Linked DNA regions of Homo sapiens: region 1 is linked to region 2. The links are chromatin loops, found by intact Hi-C in ENCODE. Cell type or tissue: CD14-positive monocyte. All regions are shown on one strand. Each heading gives the region's core, and the rest is flanking DNA. Links, peaks and the distances in the headings are about the cores only.

What was found. Peaks named below come from ENCODE experiments on the same cell type or tissue, not always from the same donor. Only the 100,000 strongest peaks of a DNase experiment are listed, where the experiment ranks them.
Region 1: a loop joins it to region 2, with 2.7 times the contacts of the local background. A loop is called at or near these places in 3 of 110 quality-filtered maps.

The regions. Positions count from the first base shown.
Region 1 is chr2:237,022,288-237,027,659 of GRCh38, reverse strand. The region is part of intron 1 of COPS8-DT (COPS8 divergent transcript); the gene reads left to right. Among named protein-coding and RNA genes, the nearest start is that of COPS8-DT, 61 kb to the left of the region's middle. In CD14-positive monocyte, for the core only: no CTCF peak of the experiment used is centred there; a DNase peak (open chromatin) is centred at 2,359.
Region 2 is chr2:236,969,856-236,975,227 of GRCh38, reverse strand. All of the region lies in intron 1 of COPS8-DT (COPS8 divergent transcript), which reads left to right. Among named protein-coding and RNA genes, the nearest start is that of COPS8-DT, 110 kb to the left of the region's middle. In CD14-positive monocyte, for the core only: no CTCF peak of the experiment used is centred there; DNase peaks (open chromatin) are centred at 877, 2,247 and 3,547; H3K27ac peaks cover 2,784 bases.

The DNA.
Region 1 (5,372 bases), core at 158-5,157, 53 kb before region 2:
TGATAGTACTGCCTTCATGTCACCCACCGGCCACCAGGTGGACTCAGCTGCCCTGGCTTGGTGGCTGCATATCCAATTTCTCACTGCTTCCTAAGTGTCCTCCCGTCTCTAAGCCGCACCTTCAGAAGGGGAGAATGACTTTCCTGTAGAGGAAGACTGTTCCTCAGTCAGGTGGTCAGATGCAGTCCCCTTACCCTGTAACCTCTCTCCTCCCCTGTGTTTCAGGGCTCACTCATGGAGCTCATGGAAGTGGGCAGATGGCAGGTAGGGTAGAGGTTGGGGGTCGGGAGCTTTCCTCCTTCCCTAGGGCTCTGGCACAACTTCTCCTGTTCACCCCTTTCATGGAAGAGACATTTCCCCTGAAGTTCTACCCTTGAGTCTCCTGTCTCTTAACTCATGGTCTCCTGGGCAGTCTCATCTACTCTGTGACTCCGGCTCTTGCCCCCTAGGCCACTCTAAATGCCACCTCCTAATGTGCCCAGGGCTCCGAGGGAGTGCACGGTGCACAGCGGCCTCTCAGCAAATACCCCTGAAATGAATGCACCCTGGGCTTCCCATGCCTCCTTCTTGTCCCTGGACACACTGCACTCCCCCATGAGCTCCCTCAGATCCTTCCTCCCTTCCTTGCCCTCCCCAACTCCATGTTTCCCACCAGGGTTAACTCTGTCCTTGCCAAGCCCGATCCTGTGGGCCGTCACTCCATCCTCTTTCATGTTCCTCCCTTCAGTTTCTTTTTCCTCTGGTGACTTCTCGGCACCGATACTCTGCTCATCCATTCCTGGGCCCCCTGCTCTCGGGCCGCTCGGCACTTCTGGTAGACACAGCCCACCTGGTCTCCATTCCCAATGAGGCCATCTGCGGCTGCTCAGTATCTCCCATACCCTGTTCATCTCTCTCCTCCAAATGACCTGGCCTCCTGGCCTCCTTCTTAGTAAGTTAATGAAATTTCTCTCGCCACTCTTCCCTTCTTCCTTTGGGAACAGAGCGTGCATCTCCTTCTTCACTCAGGTGAGTCCCTCTGTCTGGCTCTGAATTCCATCCAATAGATCCAGGCTCTGGGGCTCCCAGTCATCCCCTCCTCCCGGTGTCTGTTGCTTCTTCTGTCACTGCCTCCTTCCCTTCAGCCTGTCCACCTGCTCTGTGGTTTCAGGTATTTGCACACACACCACAGCCAAAGGCACACACCTTTCTGGGACCCGGTTTAGTGTCAGGAAACCACCTTATCTCTTTGTGCTGCTTTCCATTGATTCAATGCATGTAAAGTGTTTAGAATAGATGATGGATATTAGTGAGCGACCATCATCATCATTGTAATTTTTGTAGCAAACATTCTTAAATGTTTGTCCAAGTTCACCACCTCCATTTCCTCCTCCTCCAAAAGCCCCTGAAATCTCAGAAGCCACAGCCTAGCTTTGATTCTGCCACACCCTGAAGGTATTCTGACTAAGATAATCACTGGCATCCCAGTCACCAAATCTAAAGGAGGATTTTGGCCCTCGTCATACTCTACCTCCCCATCAGCTTCAGATCCAGCTGGAGCCTCTCTCTTTTTTCCCTGAAATGCTCTCCACCTTCCTCAGATTGGGCAGCCCGTACCCACAGCTGACCCCACCCCCAAGCACAGCTGAGGCTCCTCCTCATCTCTCTGACCTTGAAAGTCAAGGTAATCCTTGGTCATCGTTGGAGTCATCAGGGCTCAGTCCTCTGAGCCCCTCTCTTTTCTGTCCTCACTCACCCCTACGGGACCTCATGCTGTTTCCTGGCTTTAGATATCATCTATATCCTGACCACTGGCAAATATACTCGCTGGCCCTGGCCTTCCCCTTGAATTCCAGACTGGTGCACCTGAGCTTCTCCTTGACATCTGCTGCTCTCGGACATTCAGTGGGCATCTGAAGCTCACCATGTTTGAATCAGACTTCTGATGTTTCCACCAAACCTGTTCTTCACATCTGTCTCCAATTTCAGTGAATTCTTCCAATTGCTTAAGTTTGGAGCGAACGTTCATTCCTCTCTACTTCTTACACCCCACATGAAACTACCTAGCAGATTATGTTGGTTGGCTTGAGAATCAGGTCACATTCTCCCCCCTATACTAACCCACCCTGCTCCAAGCCCCTATCAGCTTCTCCCAGCTCCCCACAATAGCCTTTTAATGATCCTCCTGCATCAGATCTAGCTCCCCTGCCCTCTCCCCTCTGCATTGCTATAGCCTTCTGTCAACATCAGTAAAATTAATATCAGTTTTGTCAGTTAAGTCAGCCACAGGGATCCTGTTACAATCAGATCATGTCATTCCTCTGAGCAAAACTCCCCCCTGGCCTCCAGCTCACTCCTTCCAGACCAAAGTCCTCATGACGTGCGAGGCTGTGAGTGGCCCTGTCATACTGACTCATCTCTTACTTCTCTTCCCCATTCCTTCTGTTCAAGCCAACTGCCCTATGCACTATGCCCTGAACACGCGACACACCCCTGCTTTGTGTCTGTGCACATTCTGTTCCTTCTGTTCCCGAAGGTATTTGCATGGCTCCCTCCCTGACTTCCTTCGACCCTTCATTCACACCTTCTTAGTGCATCCTTCTCTGGCCAGGGACACTATGATTTCACCCCTCCTCCCTTCACTACATAGCCACTTCTCCTCTTTGCTTTAAATATTCTTATACTAACACTTAATAGCTAACATTCTACGTGTTTTATTATTTATCTTGTATATTGTTGGTCTCCCCAGTGTCTTACTAGAATAGAAGCTTCATGATGCAGGGTTTTTTTTGACAGCTTTCCCACCCCAGAAATAGAAACAGAGCCCAACCCATAGTTGGAACTCAATAAATAGCTATACAATCAATAAGTGAAGATTCTTTTTAAAACCTTTTTCATATGCCCATCTTCTGCTCCATAGACTTTGGTGTCCCCTTATCTCATTGATATTTTCTTTAGGGTATTTTATCCATGCCCTGGGCTTCACCTGGAATGACACCATGTGATGGAGAGCAATATTGTCCCATAGCTTTTATTTCTTCCTGAAACCACACCCTTTTCAATACAACTTTGAAGCAGAAGCAGAATATACATTCTCCAGCCAACTGAAGATGGACTCAACTATGTGATTTGCTTTGGGAGTCTTAACAAACATGTGGAGCCTGAGTCCAGCCAAGCTTAGCAGCAATGAGCAGAGCCCCCACAGCTGACCATCTCACATGCTTCTGAGTTTGGGGAGGTAGTTTGTTATGCAGCAGTAGCTGACTGATACATATTTTAGTAACCCCCAGGTTCATTCCTGAGTCTAAGTCTCTATCCTGAGTTCAAGGTCCAAGTTCCACTTTTTAACTGCCTCCTGGACATGGGTCCTGAACATCTTGCAGGGATTTAGCAGCTGTCTTTCTCATCTTCCACCCCATTCCCAGCCAGCTCTGAATTAGCCAGGACACTTTAAATTATCAGGCAATTAATTGGCTCATTAAACTGGAAAGCCCAGTGGCAGGATAGACTTTGGGTCAGCAAATCCAGTGGCTCCATGCTGCCATCAGGGATCCAATTTGTTCCTGTCTGGCTGCTTGGCCTTCTATTGTGTTGGTTTCATTCCAAGGCTGGCTGCCTTCTTGGACCTAGGATGGCTGCTGTTGCAGCCTGGGCTTCTTTAAATACACACAATAGCCGGGAGGAGGTCTTCCCACAACTCTCAAGCTCAAATCTAGAGCTTTATGCTGGTTGGATCACCCTTGAAGTGAGCAGTGTGGCCAGGGGAATATCATTTGCTGAATGGCTCAGAACTGTGCTGTTTGAACCACATCAGGTGGATGGTGTCTGGCTCCTTGACAGAGACCTGTGGTGGGGTGGGGACCTGTAGAACTGGCATGGAGTCCATTGCCCCAAAGAACTCAGTTACTGAACAATGGGAGAGGAAGAAAGGATGTCAAGGAGACCCTGGCATCTGCCACATGTCCCTTCTGTAATTCCAATATTTATATGCTGTCTAGTGGTTGTTTTGGTTGGTGTTTTCCTAGCTCCTGGTCACTCTCTTGGTCACCAGGTCTAGGACTCTCTAGATACTCTCATATCTTTTTCTTTCTCTCTCCATTCTCACTGCCACTGCCTGTGTCAGTCCCCCATATCTCAATTACAATGAATAACTTATTGCAAAATGCTAATATGATATTATAGGAACATCAAGCAATACTGCTAAGTAAAAAGAAAAAGAGTGAATATCACCCACACTACCCAGAAATCACAGTTCACGTTTCGATATTTGTCCATTTGAATTATATTCTTCAAAGATTTTAATCAAACTGTATGACTGGGTTTAGAACAGCAGCCTTGTCTGGACCCTGCATGGAGTTAGGTGATTCCACACTTTCTAGAACCCTTTCTGGGTGTTGAGCTGGCAAATCCATCCATGTGCTTGTGGGTATTTGGGGACATTGAAGCGGATGCACAGCCATTTTTTTTTTTTTAATTTAAAGGAGGCTCAGGAGCTCAATAGGAAGTGCTGAAGCTTGGCCACAGAGATGTAGAGATGTGTCTGACCTGGAAGAGTTGGTGGGAAGGGGATAGAAGACAAACTGCCGAAGGATAGAGTGATTCCTGAGAGAAAAATCACATGAGTAAGAAGGCTGGTGGGGGGAGGTGTGAGGAAGCAGGGACATTTCAGGTATAGTGTGGGGGTACACTGGAACCTTTTCTGACCCAGTTTTCATTTTCCTTGAGGAAACAACTTCATGTCCTGAAAGTGCAAAACTGAAAGAGTTATTTTGGTAAGGTCCCCAACTCCCAACCCCTTCTCCCAGAGGAGATCCAATGGAGGAAAGAAATCAAACGAAAACATGTAACGATGAAAGCATTATCTGACCGGATGGAGAGAAAGATGAGAACCCAAGGTTGCCAGCAGCCACTGAGATGCGACTAGTTGACGGTGGCAGCAGAGGGTGGCAGAGGTACTACTATTACCATGAGCACTAGCGGGCAGATCGGGAGAAGGTAGGAAGTGCCGCAGATGGGCTGTCAAAGGTGGCTTCTCCAGCTCTAGGTGGACAGCTCTCTTCAACTGTGTCACCTCAAGTGGGAAGATAGTCCAGAGGGCCCAGTGATAAACAGCTAACATGATAACATGAGCCTTTCTTTCTTTCTTTCTCTCTTTCTTTCCTTCCTTCCTTCTTTCTCTCTTTTTCCTTCCTTCTTTCTTTCTTTCTCTCTCTCTTTCTTTCCCCTTCCTTCCTTCCTTCTTTCTTTCTTTCTCTTTCTTTCTTTCTTTCTTTCTTTCTTTCTTTCTTTCTTTCTTTCTTTCTTTCTTTCTTTCTTTCTCCTTCCCTCCCTCCCTCCCTCCCTCCCTCCCTCCCTCCCTTCCTTCCTTTCTTTCTTTTTTTTCTTCTTTTTCT
Region 2 (5,372 bases), core at 307-5,306:
TTCTTCATCTCACGTTGAATTAGATAAAATGACATGGACACACATGGAGTGGTTTTAAGGAGCAGAGAGTTTAATAGGCAAGAATGAAGGAAGAAGCTCCCCCATACAGAGACAGAGGGAGGGGTGCTCCAAAGCCGAGAGAGGAAACCCTGTGTGCAGCGGAAATGTGTCTGCTTACGTGAGGAAGCTGGAGAAGGTGGTGCCTGATTTGCGTAGGGCTCAGGGGATTGGTTTGACCAGGTAGGTCACTCACGTAGCCCGTGAAAAAACTGGTCCTCCTGCTCTAGCCTTTTAATATGCAAATGCAGGGTGCCATGATGTTCTACACGTGTGGGCATAAAAGGGGGCGGCCATGCTGTCAGGCACATGTGGGGGCAAGGGCAAGAAGAAGAGAGGGGGAATCTCCATGTTTGGGGGTACCCAGTTTCTAATGGCCTGCATTTGCATATCAAAGGTTGCCAGCCCAGCTCTAAGACCAGGGGCTTTCCTGCCAGACAAGAAAACTTTTCTGGAACTGCTTTAAAAGAAACAAAAACTTTCCAAGGACCCCTTTTCCTCTCTATCTGCCTAAAATAATTTCTTAATAACTCCTATAATAAGATCACAGCATTGCAGTAAAGAAAGAGTTTAATTGATGTGAGGCCAGCCCGGCCACCCCACATGGGAGATGGAGTTATTACTCAAATCAGTCTCCATGAAGGCTTGGAGGCTAGGGATTTTTCAAAGATAGTTTGGTGGGCAGGGGGCTGGAGTAGGGGGCAGGCTGATTAGTTGGGTTGGAGATGCAGTCATAGGGAATAGAAGCTGTCCTTTTGTGCTGAGTCAGTTCCTGGGTGAGGGCCATAGGATTGGTTGGCAGGTCCAGGTGGGGGTCATCAGTGTGTCAGAAATGCAAAAACCTAAAAAGACATCTCAAAAGGCCAATCATAGGTTCTGCAATAGTGATGTTATCTGCAAGAGTAATTGGGGAAGTTGCAAGTCTTATGACCTTTGGAATAATGGCTGGTAATTATTTAGAATTCAAGCCCTTCTCATCCTCCTAACTTGGTGGTCTTTCATTAGTTTTACAAGAACTGATGAGACCTAGAACTAATGAAACCAAGAACCCTAACCCTAAGTTGAGTTTAGGGGAAGGGCTATCATTATTTAAACTGGAAACCAAATTTCTCCCAAATTAGTTTGGCCCACGCCCAAGAATGAGCAAAGACATCCAGCCAGTGAGGCTAGAGGCAAGATGGAGTCAGGCATGTCATATTTCTCTCACTGGCATAATTTTGCAAAGGTGGTTTCACCTTCCCCACTCCCAGCATTCTCTCTGTCGCTCCCCTCCCTCCCCGCAGACACTTATGTAATTCTGTTGTGAAGTTTCCGAAATCCTACCGTCAGCTGAAGAATGACAAGGTTCATGCATTTGGAAAGGAGAGCTTTATTTCTCCTAAAGGGTTGTATCCTGCAGGGTGGCCATTCTGATAGGCTGGGAAGCAGAGCCTCCGGCCAGAAGCTGGAAACAGGCACTTTGAGGGTGGAGAAAATAAGACAGGAATTTATGCTGAAGCAGGTGGCCAAATATACATATTCAATAAGTATAAGAGGAGTCATGAATATTTATGAAATATTTATCCCCTGGCTGCCCCTTGCTGAAAAGACTGGGAGAGTGAGCATTTAGCTCTTTCAGTCTCCTCTTGGAGTCAGGAAAAAGAGAAGTGATTTGGGAATGGACGTTAGGTTTGCCAAACCAGAGTCCACTATCCCTTCCCAGATTGATCCCAAGGCACTGTGGCCATATGGCCAAGATCAGAAGGAAACAGACAGAGATTCAAATGCATACGTGCACAAGCTCACACACATGTGACAACACAACCTCTCAACCATGAAGCAAGTTTAAAAGAAAAAGGGTTCTTTTCCTTTACCACCCTCAGCTTGCTTTCTGATTTGGGAAAAAGCCACAGCCTCTCAACTTGGAGGTTTTCCAGCCCGTTACCCAAATAGAAAAGAATAATGCTATGAAAATAAAGCCAGGTGGACGTGGCAAGGTGAGCACCAGGGGCCAAACCTATGATCTTCTATTGATTCGGAAACAAACCTCAGAGTGTGGCATGAAGAATAATCATGATAATGAAATAATAGCTGTGTTGTAAGAATGCAAAGTTGGATGCTAACATTTGTCTGAGATCATGAAGAAGAGGAATGGGAAGTTCATGACATCTGTGAAGTTAGTGACTAAGGCTGTATGGTAAGGAAAGACCTTGGGGATTTCAGTGAAATTCTGAATTCAAAGAGCATGATGAATGTGGGGTGGGGCTGTGAGGCAGACAGCAGAGAAACCTGAGAGCAGATGAGGCTGGGAGGAGGAGCTGCCCCCGGTCAGGAGGAGGGAGGGCCCGGCTCGGGGAATTCTGTGGGCAGAGTCCAGGGATCTGCTGGTTACAGTCGTGATGGATATGCCATGACCTTCGTACCAGGAGGGGCTGAGCTGGGGCAGTGCACAGGCAGCGGCTTCCTCAGTGACCCCAGAACTTGGAAGAAAGGCAGCGGTCTCCAGGGGAGGTTGGTGGTGAAGCCAAACTAGAAGTGCTAGGAGAGTGAGAAAAGCCAGGTCGGTCTCCAAACATACAGCACCCTCAATGCACAGAGATGTTGCCCTCAAAGACCCTTGTCCTGCTGTGAAATGCCTTGCACCCTCCAGGGCTGCTGGCTGAGTGCTGAGGGAAGTGTCCCAAAGAAGGGAAATGTCAAGAAAACAGGGTCCCGGGGAAGCCTCCATTGTTGTTTGGCAAATGGCCCATCCTTTGGGGGACAAAAGGATGAAATAAGGGAAGCAGCAACAGGTCAGGCCCACAGCCTCCTGCTCGGCTCACCCTGAGCCAGCCTTGGTGATAAGAAGGCAGAGGTGGCGATGGTATCTGATGCATCTGACCCCATAGACATGCGGTCGAGGTGGTCCCGAGGCCCCTGGAGGCCCCACCATGTGGAGTTGGGAAAGAAAACGGGCAGGAGGCAGATGTTTTTGACTCAGGACTGGGTTTCGTCAGCCTCGGCGTGAGCCCATCCTGGGCTGGTGGGCTGGCAAAAAAGAAACCGGGTTTTGAGGCAAGAGCTAACTCCAGGACCTCAATGTTGGAACACAAAAAACCCCTTCCTAGCTGGTAACGCTCAGCCCTCATTTCCTGCCACCACACACATTCTGCCCCGGGAAACGCACGTTATAGGAAAGAATGCTTTCGGGCAGTATCGGGGAGAGGAGGGGGGCGGATCGGCTGAAACGCGAGCATGAGTTGGAATCACAGGTGCAGAGTTTGTGCCCCTTCCTCCTGGGAACGCCTCTGTCCCTGGACTCAGCCCCCTGCCCTGGCTCCTGGTTGCTCAGGGCTCCGTCCATAATCTAACACATAATAATGGGCTCTTTTAAATGGCCTTACCCATATGTTTATTTTACAAGGTACTTTCTGAGCAAAACTTAGCTGTACAGCTTTTATATCAAGTTGACCTCCTCCACTTCTCACTCGAGGGCACCGAAGTGAAGTAACTGCGTGGTGACTGATGCAAGACGCTGCTCAGACGTGGGCTACTTCCTCAAGGAGTAGTCCATGCAGGGAGCGAGGAGATTTTGTTACATCTGCCCAGATGAAAACATTCATTGTCACCCAATTCTGGGCCTCTTCTGCCAGATGTGCTGATCTGTCTCCCACATTATCCATCTGCTTAGCTGATGGCAGCCCACGCTCGCTCCAGAGCACAGAGTTTTGTGTCCTAAATGATCGGGAGCAGGCATGGAGGTGAGCTTATCCATCATCAAACACACCGCCACACTTCCAGTCCTGTGATAGTCAGCCCGGGGGCTTGGCAGATAAAAGGTTTGTAAGTGTAGGAACTTTCAGCAGCAACAACAACAAAATGAGGAAAAAGCTGTAAATAGAAAATGGAGTTCCCAGTCGGAGCCCAGGCAGCCAGGAGCTGCAGCCTGCCGGATTAGGTCCTATGAGCAGCTGCCCCGGGGTTTGGAAGTCAGTCTCCCCTTCCAGAAAGAGAGTGTAAGAACATACATGTGGAAACTCTCCTTTTGCTAACTCGGGTTTGACTTTTAAGTCACCAGGTGTAAAGGTGATGGTATGCTTTTGTGAGATTTCAGAACCTAGTGGGTAGTGGGTCATTGGAGATGCTGATTGCTCTTTCTTCTAAGTGCCAAATGACCTGCTGGGAGTGTGTGCTGGTCAGTCTGATGTGCACCAACGTGGGCAGACCTGTCCAGGGTGGGTTTGCTCTCAGGCTAGAATGACTGCTCCAGCCCCAGCCTTTGCATCCTACTCAGTCCTGTGCCAGGTACTGGGAATACACAGAAAAGTAAGAAAAAGTTTCTGTCTTCCAGAAGCTCAGTTTGGAGGAGTGTTTTGCAATCTTTTATGTGCACTGGAATCCCCTGGGGATCTTGTTCAAATGCAGAATCTGATTCATTAGGCCTATTAGGTCTGAGATTGTGAATTGTGAACAAGCTCCCAGGTGATGCTGATGATGCTGGTCCGTGGACCACGATTTGAGTAGCCAAGGTTAGAGCAATGGTTCTGAAGGGTGGTCCCCAAGAAGCAGCTGCAGCCAAGAGCTCCATATTAGAAATACGAATTCTCAGGTATCTCCCAAGACCTACAAAATCAGAATCTCTGGGAGTGTGGCCCACCAATCTGTGCTTTAATCAGCCCTTTGGTGATTCAGATGTGCCAGCTCACCACCTGGTTACAGTAGTGATTAGCTTAGCTGGACTAAAAAGGGAGGTGGCCTGAACTAGTATCAGAGCTGGCTCTTAAGGACACATAGGAGAAACCAGGCAGACAGAGAAGGCTGTGCAAAGGCCCGGAGAGGAAGTTGGAGGTGTCTGGAGAGAGACAGCCCAGGAAAGAGGCTGAGAATCACCCAGAAAACCCTTGAAGGCCACTGTTTGCAGACGCAGAGCTTTGCTCAGCCATTGGCCCTTCGAGGTTGAGCCTCGCAGGGAGTCTGCCTCCCACCTCCCCACGCTCAGCTGTGGTTAAGCTGGTTCACCTTCCTGAAGAGAAAGGCTGCTGATACTGAAAACGATTTCCAGTCTGATAAAATCGAGATGGCGCCCAGAACTCACTTTTCACTCCAGGAGAGTCAAGGCTGTGGAGACCTAGTAATTATTGGTTCCTATAGGAGCCAAGGCAGGAAAGAACTAAATTGGAGAGAGTGACGGGGAGAAAGGTGAGGGGTCGGGGGGAGAGCGCCTGAGGACCTCGTCTGTGGTTAGCATTCTAAGTGTAGTTGTAAAGAACGGAGGATGGTTCCTGTTGACATTTGTGGTTTCTGTCGGCCTGAATCTTTTAGACATTTTTCACCAAATTATCCCCAACGGTGGTGCA